Linked DNA regions of Homo sapiens: regions 2 and 3 are each linked to region 1. A link is a loop called in an ENCODE intact Hi-C map of the cell type or tissue named here. Cell type or tissue: sigmoid colon. All regions are shown on one strand.

Region 1 (8,000 bases):
ATCCCAGCTACTTGGGAGGCTGAGGCAGAGAATTGCTTGTACCCAGGAGGTGGAGGTTGCAGTGAGCCAGGATCACGCCACTGCACTCCAGCCTGGGGAACAGAGTAAGTCTCCATCTAAAAAAAAAAAAAAAAAAGACAATCTTTGCTTATCTAATAAATGAAAAACTATCTCACTAATTCTTAAATTTTGTTTTTATTATTGAGATTGAGTATATTTTGATGTATAGTGGACATTCATGTCTTCTCCAAAATGCTTATTCTTACTCTGTTCATTTTACAACTTTCGTTATCTTATTCTTATTGATTGTATGATACAGCCACTTAACACTTTGTCATATATATTTATATATTTCAATATATAATATATATATTTAATATACAACATATAAATATTTAAATATATATGACAAAGTGTTAAATGGCTATATCATACACAAACCTATTTATATTTATATTTTATATATATTTAAATATTTTTCTCTAATTTCCTTCTAAGAGAAGATTTCCCTCAAAATGTATGGGTTTATGTGGCTTTTCTTAATGCACAAAGGTTAAAATGTTTAAATTGTCAAATCTGTCAATGTTTTGTTTTTTATTTCTGACACTGGTGTCATCATATTCATTTTTTAGAAGATGGCAAAGTTTAAATCTCTTCAAGGAGTATGTATTAGTCCATTTTCACACTGCTATAAAGATACTACCTGAGACTAGGTAATTTGTAAAGGAAAGAGGCTCAATTGACTCACAGTTCCATATGGCTGGGGAAGCATCGGGAAACTTACGCTCATGGCAGAAAGTGAAGAGGAGGCAAGAACCTTCTTCACATGGTGGCAAGAGAGAGAAGTGCAAGCAGGGGAAATGCTAGACGCTTATAAAACCATCAGATCTCATGAGAACTCACTCACTATCATGAGAACAGCATGGAGGAAACTGCCCCCATGACCCAATCACCTCCCTCCATGAACACATGGGGATTACAATTTGAGATGAGATTTGGATGGGGACACAGAGCCAAACTGCCAAATCATATCAGAGTAGTTAGTTGTCATTCAGGTAAAATCTCAATCCCTCAGTCTCTGTTGCATACCACATTCTATTCTCACCATATTCAGCCAAATTAACATCCCACAACTTCTAAAAGCAAACTGTGTTTTGGTGAGCTTAGTTTCTTGTATGTTTTGATGCATGGGCTCTGGAGTATTGTAAAGAAAAAGTTTAGGATTCTGACTCAACCAATTATCAACAGTATGAGAAGAGCTTTTTGGGCTTCAGCTTCATATTTAAGTGGGCTCAGAACTAATGTGAGATTAAGTTATGTGTAACAAACAACAAAGCTTAAAATACAGTTGGCACTTAATGAATATCAGTTCTCCAGCCATCCCTCCATGTTTTTGCTTATCCTGGGAAATCTTTCTGTGACATCATTGTCCGCTTCTCCACCTTGCAATACTTTATCTACCCTTCTGGGCCAGTTTTATCCAGACTCCTTCACAAAGGTTTCCATAGAACAGAGAGCTTACTATGCATCTTACACAGTTTGGGTGTCTTTTATTTTAATGTTTCAGTCATGTTTCATGAGCCAAACTGTAAGGTTCAGGAATGTTTGTCTTAATGCTTGGCACTTGAATGCACCCAATAAATAGTTGTTGAATGTATAAATAAACAAAAGGTACACGGGATGGGAAATACTGGAAAATTGGACATATATTGTAATAAGACTAGCTAACAATTTGCATTTAAAAATTAGCCAAATTATTGTGCTTGGGACACAAAATTTGTGACCAATGTGAATTTGTTTAGTAAATGTAGCCATATATATCTTGCGTTGTACCATTGAATATTCTAATAGTTCAATATACCATTGGAATATACCAGCGGAAAATATCATTACAAATAGTTTGACATACTGTATTTCTTCAATTTTAAGAATAATTTGGTACCACATTTTAATTTCTTTGAAACTGGGATGTGTCTTACTATCAAATAAACATCCAGTGGCCAGGTGATAGTGATGATATAGTTGGCATTGCCTATTTTTGAACATGGGCATAAATGAATTGTTATCATTTCTACTAAATTCTATGAAATTTAGTCCTGTTGTGTCAAAGCCATATGCCAAGAAACATAGTTGAAGGCAGGAGAAATTACCAGATATGACAGATTAGGTGAAAGAAATTCTAAAGCAAAGAGAGGTTGATATAACCAATTCATGTATCATGCAGGACTATGGTTAAGGCATGAAACTACCATTTGTGAGAAACTTTCTCCTGGCCATTAATAGAGAAGCTGCATAGCTTGTAGTGACATACAATTCAGTTGAACAAGAAAACTATGTGTTTAGTCAAATGGGATAGTGCCAGCATCACAACTGCAGAATGAGTGTCATTGTCTAGGAGGCAAATCCCAGAAACAAGATTGGAACATCCTTTTAAGAAATGGTGCACTATCAACAATATTGTGTGGAAAAACACACATGAATGCTTTTCATGAAAAGGTATTCAGAAGAATCAGGCTCAATGTTCGGGACTTTGGTAAATTCATTTTGCTTATATTTTCCTTTCCTACATACACACAGTACTAAGCAAATCTATGTATAAGTGTCTAAAAGCACTAAGTATAAAGTAAAAATTCGATATGACATAACATATTGTCATAGTTTTATTAGCAGCTCTTTTCCTTTCTTTTGAGTGGAACATATAATTGAAGATAGGTTAGATTTGAATAGATAACAATAAATTGAATAGGCACTAGGTCTGTGAGTTTGTAAACTTCCCTCAGTGAAGGACCAGAGCTTGGTGTTTTGTTGTTGTTTTGGTAGGTATTTTGTTGTCTGTTGGAAATGAGGTAAGAAGATCCTATGAAGTCGTCACAAATATTGGTTATACTTGTTTGTAGAAGCAACATAATTTCAAGAAAAGCCACCTTCTCACATCACCTTTTACAGCTTCTTAACATAGGTCACAGGTTGCATTTTGAATTAGGTGAATACTCCATTTGTCAGTCGGTAACCACTTCTGAAATTAATTTATTATATTTCCCCAATATAACAGCAATACATGTTGGTATAGAAAACACCTTATATTAAAAAAAAAGTCTATGTACCTACATGTGAGTATGTAATCAGCCATGTCTTCCACCCAATGTGGAAAATTTCTTTCTTAAAAATTTTCTTAGGCCAGGAGCGGTGGCTCACACCTGCAATTCCCAGCACTTTGGGAGGCCAAGGTGGGTGGATCACCTGAAATTGGGAGTTCGAGACCACCCTGACCAACATGGAGAAACCCTGTCTCTACTAAAAATACAAAATTAGCCGCGCGTGGTGGTACATGCCTGTAATCCCAGCTACTCGGGAGGCTGAGGCAGGAGAATTGCTTGAACCCTGAAGGCGGAGGTTGCGGTGAGCCGAGATCGCATCATTGGACTCCAGCCTGGGCAACAAGAGCAAAACTCCGTCTAAAAAAAAAAAAGTTTCTTATACATTTTTCGATGCCGTTTCTTTTTTTCTTTGTTTATGAAAATGTCTCAGATCAAAGTAATATATCTTCATTGTCCAGGATATTTCGTTAAGTATAGAAAAATATAAAGCAGCATGAAACATACTATCCTTCATCTCACCACCCAGAGATCACATCTTAATATTTTTGGCCATTGCATTCAATCTAGGGCAAAAACAGGCAGCATAACTTGCACACAGTGGATGCTCACTGCATCCCTGCTGAATGCATGAATGCAGAAAGAGAACTTGGAGAAGGGCCCATTTGTCTTGCTAATAGAATCAATTATACAGCTCTTATGGTCTAAAATTATTTGTCTTCTCAAGTTTGCCTCATTATTGTCACACAGCAGGAGCCTGGCCAAGACACAGCCATCTTTCTACTATTTGACAACCAAGCACTTTGGAAGGAATGGTCACTGTTTTCACTTCATTCCTGTCATTCATTCTCTCACTCATTAAATAAATATTAAGTGCCCACCATGTGCCGGAAATACGGAGAAGAAAAAAAAACATGACCCCTGCCCTCATGCAAATTACTGTGTAAAGACAAAAGACAATAAACATAAACACATAAATATATATATATACAAAATTTTATAAGTGCAAAAATAGAAGAGAACAAGTGGCTGGGAAAATAAACGGGGCAATGGTATAATTAAGGAGGGGACAGGGAAGGCCTTTCTGACGCAGTGACAAGTCGGGTCAAGAAGGAACGAAAGGGAAGGTTATGAGGCTGTCAAACTTTGAGTGTGGCCAAAAAAATAATGAAGAAAGTGATGGAGGAAAGACTAGGCTGAAGAAGTAGGGCAGTAGTGAAGTGTCTTGTAAGCCATGCTAAGGATTTTGAGTTTTATTCTATGTACTGTTGGAAACCAATACTTTTTTTGTAGTGTAAATTGAGCTTATTTTTCACAGATAGGTTTCAAGATGCAAAGCATACAAGGACCAAAAATAATTATATGAAAACTCTCCCTCCCTCCGGTTTCCTAGCCACCCAGTTTCCCTCTTCAGAGCTGCCAGTCTTTCCTACGGAAAGACTCTAGGCACAAACAAGCCCATCTATCTGTTTATATTATAATGCATTTTCAGCACTGGGACGAGCCCATCTGATTTAAGACCACCTGAATGCTGAGAGGGCATGACTCTGCGTTAGAACTCTGCGCTACTGCCCACGCATCTCACAAAGTCTACTACGCCGCGCGTTCTCGGTTTCAACGCACCTCCAGGATTCAGGGCTTCCTAAGCTGCAATTCAGCAGGGCTCCCTTGCTTGTTCTCACTCTGTGCCCCCGGCAACGACCCCGCGCGCCTACACTCCCGTGCCGCCTCAGCTACTAGTCCGCAACTTCTAGCCCCAAAACGCTGGAGCTCAGAACCCAGCTCAGGTGCGCTCGTCGGTTTCCCAGGGAGACTGGGGCTGATTGTAGGCACGCGGGGGCGGGAAGACAGCTTCTTGCTTCTGGCTGCGATGGAGGCGGATCTGGGCGGGGCCGAAACGGGGGCGGGGCCAAGTGTGGGGGCGTAGTCAGGCGTGGGGGCGGGCCGGCGCCGGCGCCGCGGTCGGCGGCAGCGCTCTCCTAAGCTCTCGCGGCTGCGCTTCGGTCCCGGACCCGGGCCACCCACGGGGTAGTGGGTGCTCCTCGGCCCCGGACATTGCAAGCCCCAGAAGGTAAATTTGCGTGGGAGCCGCGCACCTGGAGCGCGAGGGTACCCATGATGAGGGCGGGAGGCTGGATGGCGACAGAAGGGAGCGTCCCGCGGCGAGTTTCCCAAGAAAGCTGAACTCGTCCCAAGTTTCTTGTGCCTCGGCTTGCACTCAGTGAATGGGTGGCGGGCTCATTTGCTGCGGGTGGTCTTTTGGCGCGGGAGGGACGCGGAGGTGATTGGATTAATCCGCCTGGGCGGCAGCCCAGATTTCTGCCGGGAACCGCGCACCGCAGTGGTGCAGTTTTTGCCCGAGAAAGGGCGGGTAAGTGCGGTGCAGTCGTGTCCTGCGCAGCAGCAGGGGGACCGCCGGTCTGGGAGCACGCGAGTCGGCCAGGCGTCCCCGGTTGTCCAGAGGCACAGTTTCCTAACTTCTTTCCTCTTTAGGCAAGACTAACTCGGTGTTGCTCCTCCCGGCGCTGACTTCGAGGCCCGGCTATGGACGGCGAGAGCGAGGTGGATTTTTCTAGCAACAGCATAACCCCTTTGTGGCGGAGGCGGTCGATTCCTCAGCCCCACCAGGTTCTGGGCCGGAGCAAGCCGAGGCCCCAGTCCTACCAGAGCCCCAACGGGTTACTAATTACGGATTTCCCGGTGGAGGACGGAGGGACGCTCCTCGCAGCGCAGATTCCCGCCCAGGTGCCCACCGCCTCGGACAGCAGGACGGTACATAGGAGCCCCCTGCTTCTGGGCGCCCAGCGGAGAGCGGTGGCCAATGGTGGGACGGCATCCCCGGAGTACAGGGCTGCCTCTCCTCGACTTCGACGGCCCAAGTCACCCAAGCTCCCCAAAGCGGTGCCTGGCGGCTCCCCGAAATCCCCAGCAAATGGCGCGGTGACCTTGCCTGCGCCGCCGCCGCCGCCGGTTCTGCGCCCCCCGCGGACTCCTAACGCGCCCGCCCCCTGCACCCCCGAGGAGGACCTTACTGGGTTGACTGCCAGCCCGGTGCCTTCGCCCACTGCAAATGGCCTTGCCGCTAATAACGACTCTCCTGGGTCAGGTTCGCAGTCCGGCCGGAAGGCAAAGGACCCCGAACGGGGGCTCTTTCCTGGGCCCCAGAAAAGTTCTTCGGAACAAAAACTCCCCCTCCAAAGGCTGCCCTCCCAGGAGAACGAGCTCCTCGAGAATCCTTCCGTGGTTTTGAGTACAAACAGCCCCGCCGCCCTCAAAGTGGGGAAGCAGCAGATCATTCCGAAGAGTCTGGCCTCGGAAATTAAAATAAGTAAATCCAACAATCAAAATGTGGAGCCCCACAAGAGACTCCTCAAGGTGCGCAGCATGGTGGAGGGCCTAGGAGGACCCCTGGGTCACGCAGGGGAGGAGAGTGAGGTCGATAACGACGTGGATAGCCCAGGGTCTCTGCGGAGAGGCTTGCGGTCCACGTCTTATCGCAGGGCAGTGGTCAGTGGCTTTGATTTTGACAGTCCTACCAGCTCGAAGAAGAAGAACAGAATGTCCCAGCCTGTTCTGAAAGTGGTGATGGAAGACAAGGAGAAGTTTTCCAGTCTGGGAAGGATAAAGGTAAAAGTGGGCAGGAGTGTGGCACGCCATTCACTAAGCGGAAAGTAAATGTGTTGGGAGTGGGGAGGAGGAGCGTAGAGGAAACCCGAAGAAGTCATTCCGTTTTAATTCTGTGTTTTGCTCTTGATTGCTAGTGTACATCCAGCTCTTGGCCACTTTGATGCTGGCAGGCACAGCCGAGTTTAGTGCAACTTTGTGGGAAGAAGTGAAATTCATCACTTTTAAATTTCTAAGCTCAGGCAGAATTGGGGGGGACAAGAGTGAAATATGGCAGATTATTGGCTGAGTGAGTCTTTACCACTTTTAAAAGAGATAGCTGAAAGGGGGAGGAGCATGTTCAGAACCGCACTCTGCAGTCAAGTTGTCTGGAGTTTGCTTAGAGGTTTCAGTCAATGATAGCTGTTATCACAGCTGATTCAGAAAAATACTGATTCCTGTTTGAGCCTGTTGATTATTTTTTGCTTTTACTTACTGAATTTTGAGTGGTTACTACGCACTTGATGTCATTCAGGTAGAATGTGAATTTGAAAATCAGTTGCCAGGATCACAAAAGACATAAATATTTTGTCATCTTTTTTGTTGCTTGTTTTTGTCACCGTGGCCTTTGGTTGTGTTTTATTCCCGTTGTATGCCCATTCATCCTTGAGTGCATGTAACAGATTGGCAGCTGAAAACTTAAGGTTAGGGTGGACACTGTGTGGTATTGCTCCCCTATATTGTCCCATTAGCTGCACTTATTAAAATATTGTCAAATATGACATAAAGAAACAGGGAAAACTGAAGAGGGGTATTTTGGAGTGTGTGCTTCCTTCCACAGAAACAACACAGGTTTCAGCAATAAGGCAGATTCTTTTTGGCAGCCACATTTTTTCTTGGTTAATCAGAGCACTGGAACCAGTCTATATAAATGGCACATATGCAAAACACAAGCAAGCCTGTTTTATTTTAGAGCCCGTGGTCTTAAAGAAAATAAATTACATAACATTTTATGTGTTTTTTCCAACTCTGCAAGTATAGCAAAGTTCAATTTAACAGTGATGGTGAATCACGAGTTGTAAAATGAGCTGACCTGCTAGTTATTTGAGGATTCTCAATCTGTTTTGACAGGGTGTGGGGGATCTTGTACATTTTATTTCATTGTTTCAGTGAATTGTAGTGATCAAATGAGTGAACTCCTCCAGGGCTCAGCTTCTGTGCGCTCTTGGAAATCTAATTAATGTAATGACTAAAAAAAAGTATTTTTACTTAAAATAGCTGTATTTTCTATTTGGCTCATTC
Region 2 (8,000 bases), 59 kb before region 1:
ATAATGTCTCTATATTGACAATAAACTCAGAGCAATGATAGAATTTTTTAAAAACCCTTTTGTAATGGGTCATTAAGACAACGAATTAAGGATATAACTTTCCTAGCACAGATAGGCACAAGACAGGAGACATGTGCAGAACAACACAGACAACTCAAGAAAAGAAAACAGGTCAGAAATAAGTCTTTAGCTTATCGTGGTTAAATGATTCAATAATAACTTTAAAAAGAAGATGTGAACATTAATTTCTGGATTAGTTCATTATTCATGCCTTATTATGAACACCACAGAATACTTTTATATAGTTCTCATTTCAAAATATACGCTTAACAATTTCCAATTAATTTCTCCTATTGCTGCTAAATTTTTCAAGTTAAAAACTCTCCAATCTCCATATAGATAATTTATCAGTACTAAATGGACCCACTTAATTATTTTGACCAAGATATTGCTGCCCAGAGAATCAAATGAGTTAAGGAATTTATCATACACGTTGGGCTTTCGTGGTGAGGAATAGAGAACAGCAATACATTTCATGTTATTCAGGTGGAAGTGCAAGGTTCTTCCAATTGCACAGTAGACACTTGACCTCTGGCAACTAAGTGAATTCCAGTCTCCACAAAATGCTGATTCTGAAGCTTTTTTAAAAACCCTCTTTTAAGCCCATATTCATCTCCAGCTACTTTTCTTTGACTGACTTTTCCTCTATACAAAATGTTGGTAAGTTGCCAGATTGGAATAAGTTGAAGAGCCTGTGGGAGATGCAGAAAAAGATAAAGAGAGAGAACAGGCAAGTCTCACTAGACATTTTGTATGAAGGAGGGCATTAAGACCAATCTGCTATGCTACAATTTGACAGTGGCTACATTCTTTGCCTAAAGCCACACTAAGTGTCTCCTAAGACTCATCAATATACTTCCTTTTTTAATTTCATGTGCTCTTCAACTACTTATTCTGATATAGAAACTGTAGACTTTGGGAAAATGAAACTGCTGTCAAATCACAGCATAACAGGGAGGGAGGCAGGATCTTTCTCTTCTCTCATTGGCTTAACCCAGTATCAAGCCAGAAGCAAGGGAGCCCGGCTGATGTAATTCATAATATCTTATTCCCAGGGCACAGAGTAGCATGGAGAAGCATGGACAGACAAACAGAGAATAGCCATAATTCTCCCTCAGTTTTATCTTTAGTCCGACAACTCTCCTCAACGGTAATTTTATTTTCTTCTGTCTGATCACTAAATGTTGGAATGTCATAGTCATTCTTAGGCTCTCCTGTCTTTTCACTCCACACTATACACAGAAGAGATACTTCATACTTACGGTTGCAATTACCACCTACACACCAATGATCCACAAATGTGCAATTCCAATCCAGACCTCTCCCCTGAACTTGAGACCAAAATATCCAAGTGCCTCTTGGACGTCTCCTGTTCAATGTTCCAAACTCAACATGTTCACAACCACCTTCATAATCTTCCCCTCTAAATGGGACCCCCTTCCAGTGTTTCCCCTCCCTACAAATGACTGCACTAGTCAGAACATTCTGCAATCACAGAATCATCTTCTTCACATTTCATACGCAATACATTAGTAGGCACAATGGATCTGTCCTGAAAAATCTCTCAAACTGATCCACTACTGTTCATATCCACCACCACCAAGGCACAAGGACCTTCATCTGCACCAAGACTACTATTGCCCACCTCACTCCTACCACTACTCGAATCTGTTTTCAACTTAATAGACAAAGTAATCTTTAAAAATACTCATAAGTCTGGTCGTTTCACTGCCTTGCTCTAAAGCCTTCAGTCATTTTTTAGTCTCTGACGAGAACTTTATCATGATCTACAAGGCTTCCTCCAGATTCTCTCCCTCCTTATTCCTTCTCACTCTCTGTGCTCTTGTCATACTGCCATTAGTTCCTGAGAAAGGCTGAGCCTCTGCCTGCCAGAGGACATTGTGCATGGACCCCTTTGAATGAAATGCTCTGCTGTGGCCACCACCTTAATCCTTTGGCAACACAATTGCAACTCACACTCCAGATCTTAGCTCAGACAAGTTGTAATTTTTCTAGGAGAAAGCCTTCTTGCCCCCTCCTTTCAAGCTAATAGGCTCCCTCATAGCACTGTGCGCCTTTCCTTCATAGAACTTATTACCTCATTTGTCGGTTTTAGTTTTTGTGTTGTTGCTGTTGTTGTTGTTTTGGAGCCTGGGTCTCGCTCTGTCGCCCAGGCTGGAGTGCAGTGGTGTGATCACTACTTATTGCAGCCTTGAACTCCTGGGATCAATCAATCTTCCCACCTCAGCCTCCCAAATAGCTAGGACTACAGGAGCACACCACCATGTCTGGCGAATTTTTTGTATGTTTTGTGGAGACAGGGTTTCACCACATTGCCCAGGCTGGTCTCAAATTCCTGCGCTCAAGTGAACTGCCTGCCTTGGCCTCTCAAAGTGCTGGGATTACAGGTATGAGACACTGCACCCAGCTCACATTTCTAATTTTAAATTTGTTGGGGGGTGATTATTTGATTAGTGTTCCCTGTCCTCAGTAGACTGTAAGATCCATGTGAACAGGACCATGTCTACTTTGGCTTACAGTATTCACAGCACTGTGCCTAGCATATGGTATGTGATTGACAGATATATCTGCTAAATGGAGGTGGGAATAGATGACTGGATGAGTGAATAAATGAATGAATGGAAATAGTCAACGTTAATCCTGCACTTGGCAAGCACTGTCATTCCAGCTGGGAGGTCTTTGGTGTTGGCTAATAATACAAGAGACTGAGACATGAAATACAAAGTAAAAACTGAATTTTTAATTATTTCAAGATTTGTGTAAATAAGAAACTCTATTCAAGCAGTCCCTTGGGTGGGCCCTGCCTCAGGCATGCTGGGACCTCAGCACCCCAGGCCAGAAGGAAAGAGGAAGAGCCCAGGGCCTACAGCACACATCAGTGCAGGGCCCACTGTAAGGTGAGGAGCTCAGGAAAACAGTCCAAGATGCTTAGGTTAACACTTGGGCGCTCAGAGTTGACAGAAAGGTTAACACAGAGTTCAGTTCCTGTTAGAGCAGTCCTGCAGGGGTTTGCCATACCTGTCAGTGAGCTGTAAAGACTTTCCAATCAGATAATACACACGAGAGCCTAGAGAGAAGACGGAAAGGAAACTAGTCAAACTGGCTGTCTGATCAAACTGGCTGTCTTTACATGGGTGAGTGCTTTTGTCGCAGGGAAACCATTTGTGCATCTCAATGTTCCTCACGCGGATGCCAGCATTCTTTTTTTCACTTCCAAAATGTTTTCCAGCTCTCATGTAAATCTGGTCTATAATTCAGCAAAATTATTTTTAGGAAGATAACACACTGTTTCATCTTTGAGCCTAAAGTGAATAAAAGTTTTAAAAACTTGTTTTGGAAATAATATAATGACTTCTCTGTATCTGAATATACCATGTAACTATGGGTGAAAAACAAAACCTGCAGCTAACAACTATAATTTGTAAGGTTGCATTGTTAGCCTGAGGAGCTGCCAAGGATGTTTGGAACTAGGAATTTTTTAAACGCCGTGACAACTGGTATTCTTTAACATCAGATAAATTAATTTTATCTATCTACACAAAATTATCAAGTCTCAGACTCCCTGGCAAGTTGTATTTTGTTTGTTGTTTGTGAGACTTTTCAAGTTTTTATTCATTTTTTATGTCTATGGTACTCCTACCTTCATGTGACCATTTTCAGTTATTTGTAGAGCCTGACGGGACGCATACAGCATGCATACAGAGAGTGAAGGAAAGAAAGAACAGACCCAGGAAATGCCTTTCCTCAGAGGCATGATAATGCCAAGGCTCAGACTTGACTTTGCAGTTTTCCAAACTTGTCTCTGTTTCCATTAGCAACTGTGAAATACAACCAGCACAGTGTTTCACATTGAGACTGCTTTTGCCAGGAGGTTGCATAATTAGATTGAATGTGCTTAATCTCTCCTAGAGCTAAAACATGGAAAGATTTCATTTGATGAATTAGAAAAAAATAAACAGTGGAAAGTATTTAAAACAAGCATTTGTGGGTTTCTAACATCAATACATAATGTCTTTTCCTGGTTTGGTTTCAGAAGTTGCACATCAAAACTGCTATATCTAATGGTGAGGTTTGTAGAAAAAGTTGTTGCAGTTGCTTCTTACAATGGGAGCCAGAATTAAAAAACCATTGCACCATAATATCGCTCATTAGAGAATCAGGGGAAGAAAACAAAGCTATCTCATTCAGTAAATGACCTGTGATACTGAGGCATTATGTTTGGCCTGATGGGGGAGAAGTGAACCAAAGTCGTGCCTCTATGAGCTTGCAACTGATTAAGAAAAATTTTAGCGTTAAAAATAATACATAATGTAACTGTGACTATTTTACATGTCTTAAGATTGTCAAATTCCTTTGTGCTGACAAGGATTAGAGATTTCTCACAAAAAAATGTCAGTTGAGCTGAACCTTAAAAGAAATAAATAAATGCACAGAGGCAAGAAGCACAAATACCATCTAATTCCTGCTCTAGTCTAAAATTCCACTGCAACCATGATCAAAGTATCCACTTTGAAAACAACAAGTAGGTTTTCTGAGTGTTTTAAACTCTATTTATTTTTTATTTTCTATTAAGTTTAAATACCAGAACTGGTACTAACTCTAATCGCCTAAACTAATACATAGATTCCCATCCTTCAAGGTAACTAAAGAGATTGGTTTTGTTTTCTTTTAAATTTCACAGTCACATAGGTATAGTTTTTGTTTTTATTTGTTTTACCACAGGTAAGGATTAAATCAGGCTGAAATATGCTGGTTTTAAAAGCTTTACTTATCACACTTTCATCTGAAAATAGCTTCACCATCAAATACTTCCTCTTCCATATACCTAATGTGTAGTTACCTCCCACTAGATACCATTTCTGCCAAGAAGCTAAAAGGTCCTTACTCCCTTCAGACCTGTTCATCCCAACACAGTCTTTCCTAGACACACACACACACACACACACACACACACACTCACACACACATTGTGGGAAAAGGAATAAAACTCTGCCCCCAGATATCTCCTCATTTTCATGAAGCTATCCCCTGAAAGCCCATAGAATATTGCATTATGAAGAGTGACGGTGTGTTAACTTCACACATTCTGATAAGCTCAGACTTATAAAACCACCTCCTGATGACTGACTCCTCTCTCTCTGTGTATATATATATATACACAGAGACAGATATAGCTATAGAGTAGTTGCCCAATTTCTCTTGACTGCCTCAGACGTAGAGAACTCAGCATGTTCCACGTAAGCCTTTTTACAAGTACTAATTTCTTCAGTTAGCTATCATTCAACAAACAACAGTACCTGTCATAATTTCATACTTTTTAATTTTGAAATAAGATTATCTGGGGGTGGGACCTAAAGCATCAAGATTTTGACAGCTCCCAGACATAATATTCAACCAAGGAAGCTCCAAGAGAATGGGATTGTTGTAGGAGTTACTAAGAAATTATTTTAGGCAGATAGAGAGGAAAAGGGGTCCTTGGGAAGTTTTAATTTTTAAAGCATCCCCAGAAAAGTTTCTTGTAAAGCCCTGGCTCTTAGAACCAGGCCGGCAAACTTTGATATGCAAATGCAGGCCATTAGAAACTGGGTCCACCCAACATTGCAATTCCCGTGCCCTTCTTGCCCTTGCCCCACATGTGCCTGGAAGCATGGTCGCCCCCACATATCCCTGCGTGTGTGGAACATCATGGCGCCTTGAATTTGCATATTAAAAGGCTAGGCTGGGAGGGCCAGTTTTTTGTGGGCTACGTGAATGACATGCCTGGTCAAACCAATCCCCTGAGCCCTATGCAAATCAGACACCACCTCCTCCAGCCATGGAATACAGCTGGTTGATATTACCTGAAAGCAGGGTTCTGTCTGTCTCTTGACTTTGGAGCCTCCCTCCCTCTGTCTCTGCGCAGGGGAGCTGCTTCTTTCTTTCTTCCCCCTTCTTTCTTGCCTATTAAACTCCCTGCTCCTTAAAACTACTCCACGTGTGTCCGTGTTGGTTTTTCTAATTCGACTCGAGAGGAAGAACCTGGTGTTCCTCCACTCATTGGAGCTGTATCAGGATCATGTCTGTCACTCTGTCTTGTTTGTTTAGCGGTCGACCACTAGCCCGTGCGCAGTGCCTGGGCATGGGAGGCTCTTTTTAAAATGATTCATCAAATTGTCATTAATGAAACTAGTACATGGTTAATTAATAGAAATAGTTCATTGATTGAGGTGACAGAAAGAGAGTCTCAGTAGAGTGGGAACAATTATTTGAAAAGTCTCATAATTCTGATGACATAATCAACCTGCACTCTTCCACTGTCATAGCTGGGAATCACTAAATTGGACTACACAATGTTAGAACTGGAAGGGCCTTAGAGATGACTTGGTCATTGGCTTTCAGCTTGGAATCTGCCAAGCCCTCGAGTTTCTTAGTGGGACCTCAAGGGTGGGTAAGGTGGTGAGGGGAAGGCCAAGCCAGTGGGGACCCAGCTTCCATGTCATCTCTCCAACAGAGGAACTTTGCTTTTATTCCTTCATTCAGCAACTACTTGCTGAGTATATACATTTCACCAGGTTTATGGTTATGCTAAGGACACAGGAATGAGAAAAAAAATTGCCTTTCTTATAACTCACAATTGTACATGGTTTATTTGTTGAGTTCTACATAAGATTTCTTCTGAAAAAGAGCTCTTTGATAGCTAGATAGATAACGCAGATATGTAAACAAACTAAAGGCCTACTTCTTCACTTTATAGATAAACTGAGATTAAATGAATTACTGAATTAACGGTCAAAAACATGTCAGAACCAAGACCGAACTCTACTTCCTCTGTCACCAAGCCCAGTGGTCTATCCATATGACATTTCACATTATAGAAGTAGTGGTTTCATGAAAGAACTGAGACTACATACAAGAACAGATCCTTACCATCTCCCTCATGGAGTTTAGAGTTCCGTAAAAATGGAACTGCCAGTAGCTCGGTATATTGGTCAGCATAACTGGTTGCAAGTACCTAAAACACCAACTCAAACTGGATTGAACCATACAGAGAACTTATTGATTCATGTAACTGAAAAGTCCAAAAGGAGGTACAGTTTCAGAAGATTGATCCAATGGTTCATACAATGTGACTAGAACATAGTTGCTTCCTCTTGTTCCTCAGCAATATTTCCTTAGCAATGGCTCCATTCCCAACAGGCATTCTCCTTGAAGTCTCAAGAAGGTGTCCAGGCTACATGTTTTCAGTAGAAAAGAGAAAATCTGCTTACCAGAACTGGAATCCCAGAACATAATCTTATTGATCTGAATTCATCTGTACCTATCTGGGCTAATATGCTGATGGGCTTAAGGTGACTGAGAACTCTGAATCTGATTGTATCTGAATCTAACTGAGCAACCCAGTTAGCCAATGAGAATTCTAATGAGAAATCTAAACTTTTAAAGTTTATTAAACATTCAAACATGAACACTAAAACATAATAGTGCTAGTGTTTCCGGATGTGTTTTTCTTTGCTATAATATTACATATTGTTCAAATTTGTATAAGATAATATTTAAATGACGAGTGTAAAAAGTTTGCAATACACATTTGACTCTTGTACATCCAAAGATGCTTTGTCTTGGTTATACGGTGGTTGATAAATAAAAACTGTAGGCTTATTCACAACCTTTCCTCAAACTTATGTACTTGAGCTGAGTCCTAAATAGCCACAAACAAAATATGCTATTCTTGCTTATAAGTACTATTTTAAAAGTAAAAGATGGCACACTTGGTGTGAATGCTCAGTTGTTGCTTTTAATTATAAATACATTTGGAGTTATATTTTTTGTGTTGGTATGAAACAATGTGTTTTCATGAAGCTAACATTAAGTTTACACTGACCCCACTGATAGCATCTGCCATCTCGTCTTCTGAAATTATAACATTTCTGAGATTGTAT
Region 3 (8,000 bases), 61 kb after region 1:
TACAAAATCCACTATCTGGGGAAGCAGGAAAAGAGAGCATTCTGTATGTGAACAAAACTAGCTGATACAAGCCCCGGCCCTCCATCCATTTCTCTAGCTGCTGCACTTATTAAAAGGGCTTTATTGGCCAGGTACAGTGGCTCACACCTGTAACAATCCCAGCACTTTGGGAGGCCGAGGCAGGCAGATCACGAGATGTGGAGTTCGAGACCAGCCTGGCCAACCTGGTGAACCCCTGTCTCTCCTAAGAATACAAAAATTAGCCTGGCATGGTGGTGGGCGCCTGTAATCCCAGCTACTCGGGAGGCTGAGGCAAGAGAATCGCTTGAACCCGGGAGGTGGAGGTTGCAGTGAGCTGAGACCATGCCACTGCACTCCAGCCTGGTTGATAGAGTGAGACTCCATCTTAAAAAACAATAAATAAATAAATAAAAATAAAAGCTTTATTGAGATCACAATTCATATGCCATACAAATAACCCATTAAAATTGTATAATTTAGTGATTTTTAGTATAGTCATAGATTGTGCAACCATCACCAGAGTTTTACGATTTCATCACCTCAAAAAGAAATGCCCTACCCATTAGCGCTCACTCCGCATTTCCCCCCACACTTCCCCAGCTCTAGGCTGCCACCAGTCTACTTTCTGTTTCTATAGATTTGACTGTTCTGGAGATTTCATATGAATAGAAAATATAAAATGTGGTCTTTGATGACTGCTTTCTTTTACCTAGCATAAAGTTTTCAAGGTTTATCCATATTGTAATGTGTAAGTAAGTACCTTTCATTGCTGAATAATATGTTATTGTGTGAATATACCACATTTTATTTATCCATTCATTAATTGATGGATATTGGGTTCTTTTTTATTTTAAATTATGCTGCTATGAACATTTGTGTTGAAGTTTTTGTGCTTTCGATTTTTATTTCCCTCGGGTATATACTTAGGAGTGGAATTGAAGGGTCATATGGAAACTATGTTTAACATTTTGAAGAACTGCCGGCCTCTTCTTAAGTGGATATGTGTAGACTTGCAGCTGGCCTCTTTACCACCTTTGCACCTCAGTTCAGCTTTTTCCAGCCCTACACCCTGCCCTTCACCCTGCTCCCTCCAGGGTTACTTTCCTAAAATACCAGAAACCCTAGTGGTTCTCTTGTTACTTTGAAACAAATTGAAACTCTCTAATAGGGCATTTCGAGTTCTACATGGTCTAGGCCCAGGCTATGTTTATAATTTCATTTAATAGTAATTTCCAAGTTCTTGCGTAGATGTTTCATTATACAAGCACTAGATGTTTCATTATACAAGTCAGTGATTATTGAACTTCCTTTTAGTTATGGACCCCTTTGAAAATCATCCAATAGCCATACGTTTCTTGCTTCCTCAAAAAAAAATATGCATGTATAATTGTACTGACAACAACAAACCTGGCATGCAAGTTCAGAGAGTTTGTGATTGCTCTGGCACCATTAGCAAACCATGAAGTTCACCAACACATTGGCTGGGCACAATCTGAGTGTTCTTTGTTCAAACTACTCTCTCACCTCTCTTCTCCCTTTTCTCCTTCCTGCTGATTGCCTAATGAGAAGCTTTCTTGCTTTTTAGAGTATCTTTCAGAGAATCTGCTGGAAAGGAAGGTGGTTTGGCTCCTTTTTCCACCATTGCTGCTCCACAGTTGTGTGTGCAGTCCTGCAGCAGGGCCTTGAGGGAATTGAACAGAGAGGGCTAGCCTCTCTGAGAACTAGATGGTGAGTGCCATGAAGACAGAGACTTTTGTTGGAATTGTCCTGGGCTGTGTATTTTATGTGTCTAGAATAGAGCCTGGCACATAGTAGGCATTCACTAAGTAGTCACTGAAAGAATGGGTAGGGAAGGGAATTGAATCTGGAACCATCAGCTTTCTGGGATGGATGAAGCTATATATAGTAGGGCCCATGAGTTACAAGGGACCCGTATGCAGATACTGGATGTTGGTTACTGGGAATGGAACAAGAGGTTAGAAGAGAGTTTCTAAGACAGATTAAGAGGATGTATTAGTTTTCTATTGCTGCTATAACAAATTACAACAAACTTAGTGGTTTAAAACAACACAAATTTATTCTTTTTCAATTCTGAAGGTGGGAAGTCTGAAATCAATTTCACTGGGCTAAAGTCATGGTGTCACTAGGCTGTTTCCTTCTGGAGGCTGTAGGGGAGAATCCGTTTTCTTGCCTTTTTCAGCTTCTAGAAGTCACTTTTGTATCGTGGCTTATGAATTTTTCTGTCTTCAAAGCCTACTGTGTACCATCTTCTCTGATTTCTACTTCTCTTCTGACTCTTATCCTCCTGCCTCCCTCTCTTATAAGGACCTCTGTGATTACTTTAAGCCCACCTGGATAATCCAGGATGATTTTCCCATCTCAGTATCATTAATTACTTCTATAAAATCACTTTTACCATGTAAGATAACATATTCACAGGACATGGACATTTTTGAGATGATGGACATTAATAATGGACATGTACATGGCCATCATTTAGCCTGCCACAGGGGGCTCTAAAAATAAACATGGCGCCCTTTGTGTTTTTGCCAAGTGTGTCTGTTCCTTGCTCAGGGCTTCTTAATTGTGACATGACTTCTTCCTCACAATGATTACGCTAAGGCCAAGGACAGTGTTTGCATGTAAAGAAATGTTCCACCACTTCTCAGTTGCTGAGAACTGTTAGTTTTCCCTGGTTCATTTCTCTCCCACATGTAACTCACTGGGGAGGTACCAACACAAAGGACTTAAAAAGGTCTGTGCTGCATCCTCCTCTAATTTTGTCATTGGTAAGTACCTACTAAAACAGTAGCTATCAGAATGGGAATGAGAACTACCAGAGCATTTTTGTTTAGAACTCTTTTTTCCCCTCACATCCCAAACCACTTTTAATTTCTTATCCTCTTATTATCAATCCAGAGATAAAATTTCAGAAGAAAAGGCTAAAATAGAATATGAGAAGACATATAGTCTGCTGAAAAGGAAGTCTCTTGAGACCTTTACCAGATCAGGATGTAGGTAGGATATTTTCTGATTGAGAAGCAACTGTCCTATATTTGTGTCGAATCAACACATTTCCTATCACTGTTAGTCTCTGGTGAAGGATTCATCGATGAGCTTCATCTTCCTCAGCACTGATTTTGATGTATTGTTAATGGCTGCCTGGAGTGCAAACTCTGCATGTAGGCAGAGTGCCAGACAGTTACTGATGCCTGCCATGGGTTAGTGGCGGTGCGCTTGCCATGCTTTTATTCTCCCTGATCCAGTATGTCAAAAGAAACTGACTTCAACCTTCAGTGTCAATGTGACCACCAAAAAAATTCCAAATAAAGCAGCCCCAAATCTTACTTACCGGCAGCAGAATATAAATTCATTTTGGTAGAGTACAGAATGTTCTGTATTAGGAAAGTATTTCCAGCAGCACATACTTCGCTGCCACTTATCTGGAATATTTCTTTGTTTAGGGAAGATATTTTATTATATAACAACAACTTAGACATGTGAAATCTGCCTGGTATGTTACAAGTCTCCAGCCTAAGTGAATATGACCTTCTCTGGTAGGATACTGCAGCCATTTAGATTGACAGCTCATTTAAGTGAGGGAGACGTCCAAGAATGATTTCAGTTTGCTTTAGGCAGATGGATATTAATGAAGAAAAAGTACCTTGAAAGGATGCCATTCTGAGGAGGGCACCGGACAGCGGCATTGATTATAACCAGAGCTCCTTTTTTTCTGTGTTTCCAGAGCTAGAGTGCTGAGTGCTGCGCTGCTTAGTCTCTCTGTCATCCTTCTGAATTGGATAGGGGAGGGGCTGGTCTGGCAGGTTTTTCAGAAAATGCAGCTGGCATTGAAGAAACTCAGATTGGACTGGGTCTCTCTTTAGTAATCCTAATTGAAGAATTGTAAAGACTTGTGCTGGGAGTTTGTGTCTTCATTGGTGGCCCTTCCTGTACCTAGCACAGTTCTGGGAAGCCAACTTGTGGTCAATTAAATATATGTTGACTTATCAGTGATAAAAGCAAGGTAGAGACTGACCCAATTTGTGGGCATTACTTTCTTAGTAAAATAATAATAGAACGAAATTCTTTTACATGTTTCACCTTTATCATTTTTTATTTAAAACAATAAATTTCATTTGTTTATGTATTCACTGATCAAATATTTGACTGTCTCCTATATTCCAGGTACTATGGCCAAGTCTGGGTGGGTGGGTGGTTGGGTGTGTGTGTGTGTATATATACACACACAATATATATATACACACACACTATATATATATATAAATATAGTAGTGAACACAACAGACATGGCCCCATCCTCTAAACCTTGCTAAGAGAGACAAAAGTAAACAAAAATTATAAAAGAATTAATTGCCATCATAGTAGGTACACTGAAGAAAATATATGGGGATTTATGAAGTCATAGAACAAGAGAACTTAGCCTATCCCAGCAGGTTCAGGGAAAGCTTCCTGGAATAGATGAAATTTAATCTGATGCATGAAGGATGAGTGGGATTCATGAGGGAAAAAGGGGAGCGAGAATAGGAGGGCCAAAATGAATAACCCCCAGAGGGCTTCACAGGGCACCTGTAAACCAATATTTGATCACACTGTGTCAACCAGGACCAGAGCACATTGCTGGCTGTGATTTTCCTGATTATCTTTCTTGGAGGCTGAACCTGATATGGTTGCTGACCCTTCTGTTGTCTGCACATTTTGTCATGGCGTGGATCTTACTGTGAACATCTGCACTACGTTGATTTGTGTAATTTATTTGCTGAGACCATTCAACATTAATCTTGGAAAATGATCTTTTTCTTTGCAGTTCCAGCTGCTACTCTTCTTGCTGGATGTCTTAGTTGAGGGTTGGCCAGTAGTAACAGGTGGGCAAGATCAGCTCACCGCTGAGAGCTGAGGCAGCAGGTGTTTTGGTTCAAGCACAGGGTCTGGCTCTGGTTTCAAATGAAGTTGTGACTTAAGCACTCTTTGCCTTGGTTTTCTTATCTATAAAATGGGTATAATGACCATCTCATAAAGCAGGCTTGCTGTTGGTTTTGTTTTTTCCTCAAAAATGTAGTGCCACATTTAAGATCATCACATAATAAAGCAACCACAAAAGACCTAAAAAAAATCCCTGCAGTTTTAAAAAACGTTAGAAGAAAGGTTACTAGACCATAAGCAAGCTCCACATCAGGCTCTTTTTTCAAACATGGGTTTTAGCTGAATCATCTTGAACCTCCTGGGAGGTGGACCTTATATGTTTGGTAGGACCATTATCTGCACAGCTGAGGAGCTCACCTTGGCAGACTACAATCATTTAAAGCACTCATTTGAAGTATGGGTGTGATTTTGCTTGTGATGGTGAGTTAACAGCCAAACAGGGCTAACTTGTGTTTCTGGTTAGGAGGGAATGTTTCTAGGCAGCTTTTCCTGGTCCACAGAAGGTTTCTCTTTAGTGGTGAGATTGGAAATGCTTTACAGGGAAAAAAAAGATAAAGGTTGTGTAACATGATTGGTTATAAAACATGAACATCTTGGTAATACTACAAAGAGGAAATAAGTGGAAGTATTATCCCCGAAAAAAATTCATAGAACTTAAATACGTATTTCCATTAAAAAGTTGTCCTCCTCGTAAGCCAAATTATTTCATTCAAGTTTCATCCAGGGAACCAGAATACTTTTACTTTTGCTTCAGATTTGATTTGATTCACCGGCATTCTTGGTTCCCGAAATCATACCTCATTTTTTAGAAATACTTTCTTGATCTTTTTGTAGCTAACTCACTTAGTAAAGTATGCAAATTTTCCAAAATAACTAATAGATCATTTAACATAGAAAGCTTTAAATTATGTCTTAATTATGTCAATGTAAAAATAAAAGGTGGGTGGTTTGGTTTATATTGAAGTAAGTAGCATAAACAGAAATTTAATTAGTACCTTATTTTTAATATCGTACTTTGGCAAACCTTTCACAGTGATAAATGAAATTTTCCTTTTCATTGGGAAAAGCCAAGTTACTGTTGTTTTTGGTTATATAGTTGCATTCCTTCAGGCTGGTAACAGTGTAAGCTAAAGACAAATTGTAAGAGCTACTTGCCTCAAGATATTTATATCCTAGAATTATAACGGCCTTATGGTTTCTTCTTTTTTCAATTTTCTTTCTTTTTTTTTTTTTGAGACGGAGTCTCGCTCTGTCGCCCAGGCTAGAGTGCAGTGGCGCAATCTCGGCTCACTGCAAGCTCCACCTCCTGGGTTCACGCCATTCTCCTGCCGCAGCCTCCCGAGTAGCTGGGACTACAGGCGTCTGCCACCACCCCCGGCTAATTTTTTGTATTTTAAGTAGAGATGAGGTTTCACTGTGTTAGCCAGGATGGTCTCGATCTCCTGACCTTGTGATCCACCTACCTCGGCCTCCCAAAGTGCTGGGATTACAGGCGTGAGCCACCGTGCCCGGCCTTTCAATTTTCTTTAAACAATTTTCTTTACATTTGCATTACAAAACAGTTGGAGTTAAATGACAAATATTTCACATTTCTATGAAAAACAGCTAGAAATCAAATAGTCTTAACTATATAGTACCTAGAATTCCAGTTCCTCTGAATTTTCACAGATGTGTATTTTTAGCTGTCCATTAGACATCTCCAAGGCAAAATTAAATGGAGCTCTTCCTGCTGCTTCTCCCTGTTCCTAAATCTCTGTCTTCATTAATGGTTTAAGAACCCACTTTATTGACCGGGTGGAAACCTTGACCAGAAATCTCAGCATCTTCCTTGACTTCCCATCTAATGCGTTTCTTGAGTCTATTAATTTTATCTCCAGATTGTTACCCTATGCTGGGTCCTCTTGATTTCCCACTACCAGGCTTTATTGTCAGCTTGCCCAGATTAGCCACCTAACCGGCCTGCTTGCCATCTGTTCCTCCCTACTAGTAATCCATCCTTGCTCTGCTCCAGTTTTCTCGGATTGAGTGATTTATTGGCTTCCACACCTCCAGTGGTTTCTTATTGTCTACAGATTAATTGTAAACTTCCCAGCATGCAGTATAACCTTTGCAATCAAGCTCAGCCCTGCTCTGCAGTCTTCTTTCTGTGCCCTTGTTCCTCCTGGAGTGGAGTCTGTACCTCAGCTCCACTGAACTTCCCAGTTTCCCCAACCAGACCCACGTTGCTTCCACTGCCCATTGTGCTTTGCTCCCCTGCTCCCGTCATGTCATCCTTCGCACTGATAATCCAGCTTACACGTGTCCTTACCTGTGTTTACCACAAGAGTGGTCACTCTGCCCTCTGGAGTTTTCTTTGTAGGCCTCTTTGGTTTTTTACTCACCATACTTCTGACACCAAATGTGTGAATTTTTTTTTTATACCAACCGACTCTCTAACCCTTGAGACACCAATTGTGTGTCCTACAGTTCCGGTCCTACAATTTAAGTTCCTACATTAACCACCCTGAGTTTGCATCACACTCCACAGGTTTAAGGTTTCAGCCCACAATACTGCCCTCATTTAAGACGGCAGATGCAAGTATTGGGTCCCCAGGTTACCCACACTTCTCTTCTACTTGGCTACAAAGTTGTGGGGGGATTTCCACAATCCACCCCTATTTCAGGCCCTGATGATTTGCTAAAATGGCTCACAGAACTCAGGAAGGTACTCTACAATTTCTGCTTTATTATATAGGGTACGACTCAAGAACAGCCAAATACAAGGATTGTTACAGGGCAAGGCTGGAGGGGGTGCAGGTACTGCAGACCACCTAGTCCCTCTCAGGGCCTGCTACTCTCCCAGCACCTCAAGGTGTTCATCGACCCTCCCTAACCCCATCAGTTAAGGGTTATTGTGGAGGCTCCATTACATAGGCACTATTGATTAAATCATTGTTCCTTGGCAATTGAACTCAAACTCTTCTCTTCTTATGACTGGAGATAGGCAGGCATGGCTGAAAGTTCCAGCTCTGCAATCATGCCTTGGTCTTTCTGGCATG

The links. Peaks named below come from ENCODE experiments on the same cell type or tissue, not always from the same donor. Only the 100,000 strongest peaks of a DNase experiment are listed, where the experiment ranks them.
Region 2: it touches region 1 in a loop (5-fold over the local background); 3 of 110 quality-filtered maps call a loop at or near these places.
Region 3: a loop joins it to region 1, with 2.3 times the contacts of the local background. A loop is called at or near these places in 4 of 110 quality-filtered maps.

What each region holds. Positions count from the first base shown.
Region 1 is chr3:154,116,354-154,124,353 of GRCh38, forward strand. It overlaps ARHGEF26 (Rho guanine nucleotide exchange factor 26), which reads left to right and starts at 5,037. Exons shown (of 15, transcript NM_015595.4): 1 at 5,037-5,166; 2 at 5,589-6,722. The coding sequence starts at 5,640. ARHGEF26-AS1 (ARHGEF26 antisense RNA 1) reads right to left here and starts at 4,857. Exons shown (of 4, transcript NR_037901.1): 1 at 4,719-4,857. In sigmoid colon, no CTCF peak of the experiment used is centred here; DNase peaks (open chromatin) are centred at 4,978, 5,438 and 6,008; H3K4me3 peaks cover 4,041 bases; H3K27ac peaks cover 434 bases.
Region 2 is chr3:154,056,915-154,064,914 of GRCh38, forward strand. The region is part of intron 2 of ARHGEF26-AS1 (ARHGEF26 antisense RNA 1); the gene reads right to left. Among named protein-coding and RNA genes, the nearest start is that of ARHGEF26-AS1, 60 kb to the right of the region's middle. In sigmoid colon, no CTCF peak of the experiment used is centred here; no DNase peak of the experiment used is centred here; H3K4me3 peaks cover 391 bases.
Region 3 is chr3:154,177,796-154,185,795 of GRCh38, forward strand. All of the region lies in intron 6 of ARHGEF26 (Rho guanine nucleotide exchange factor 26), which reads left to right. Among named protein-coding and RNA genes, the nearest start is that of ARHGEF26, 60 kb to the left of the region's middle. In sigmoid colon, no CTCF peak of the experiment used is centred here; DNase peaks (open chromatin) are centred at 3,796 and 4,926.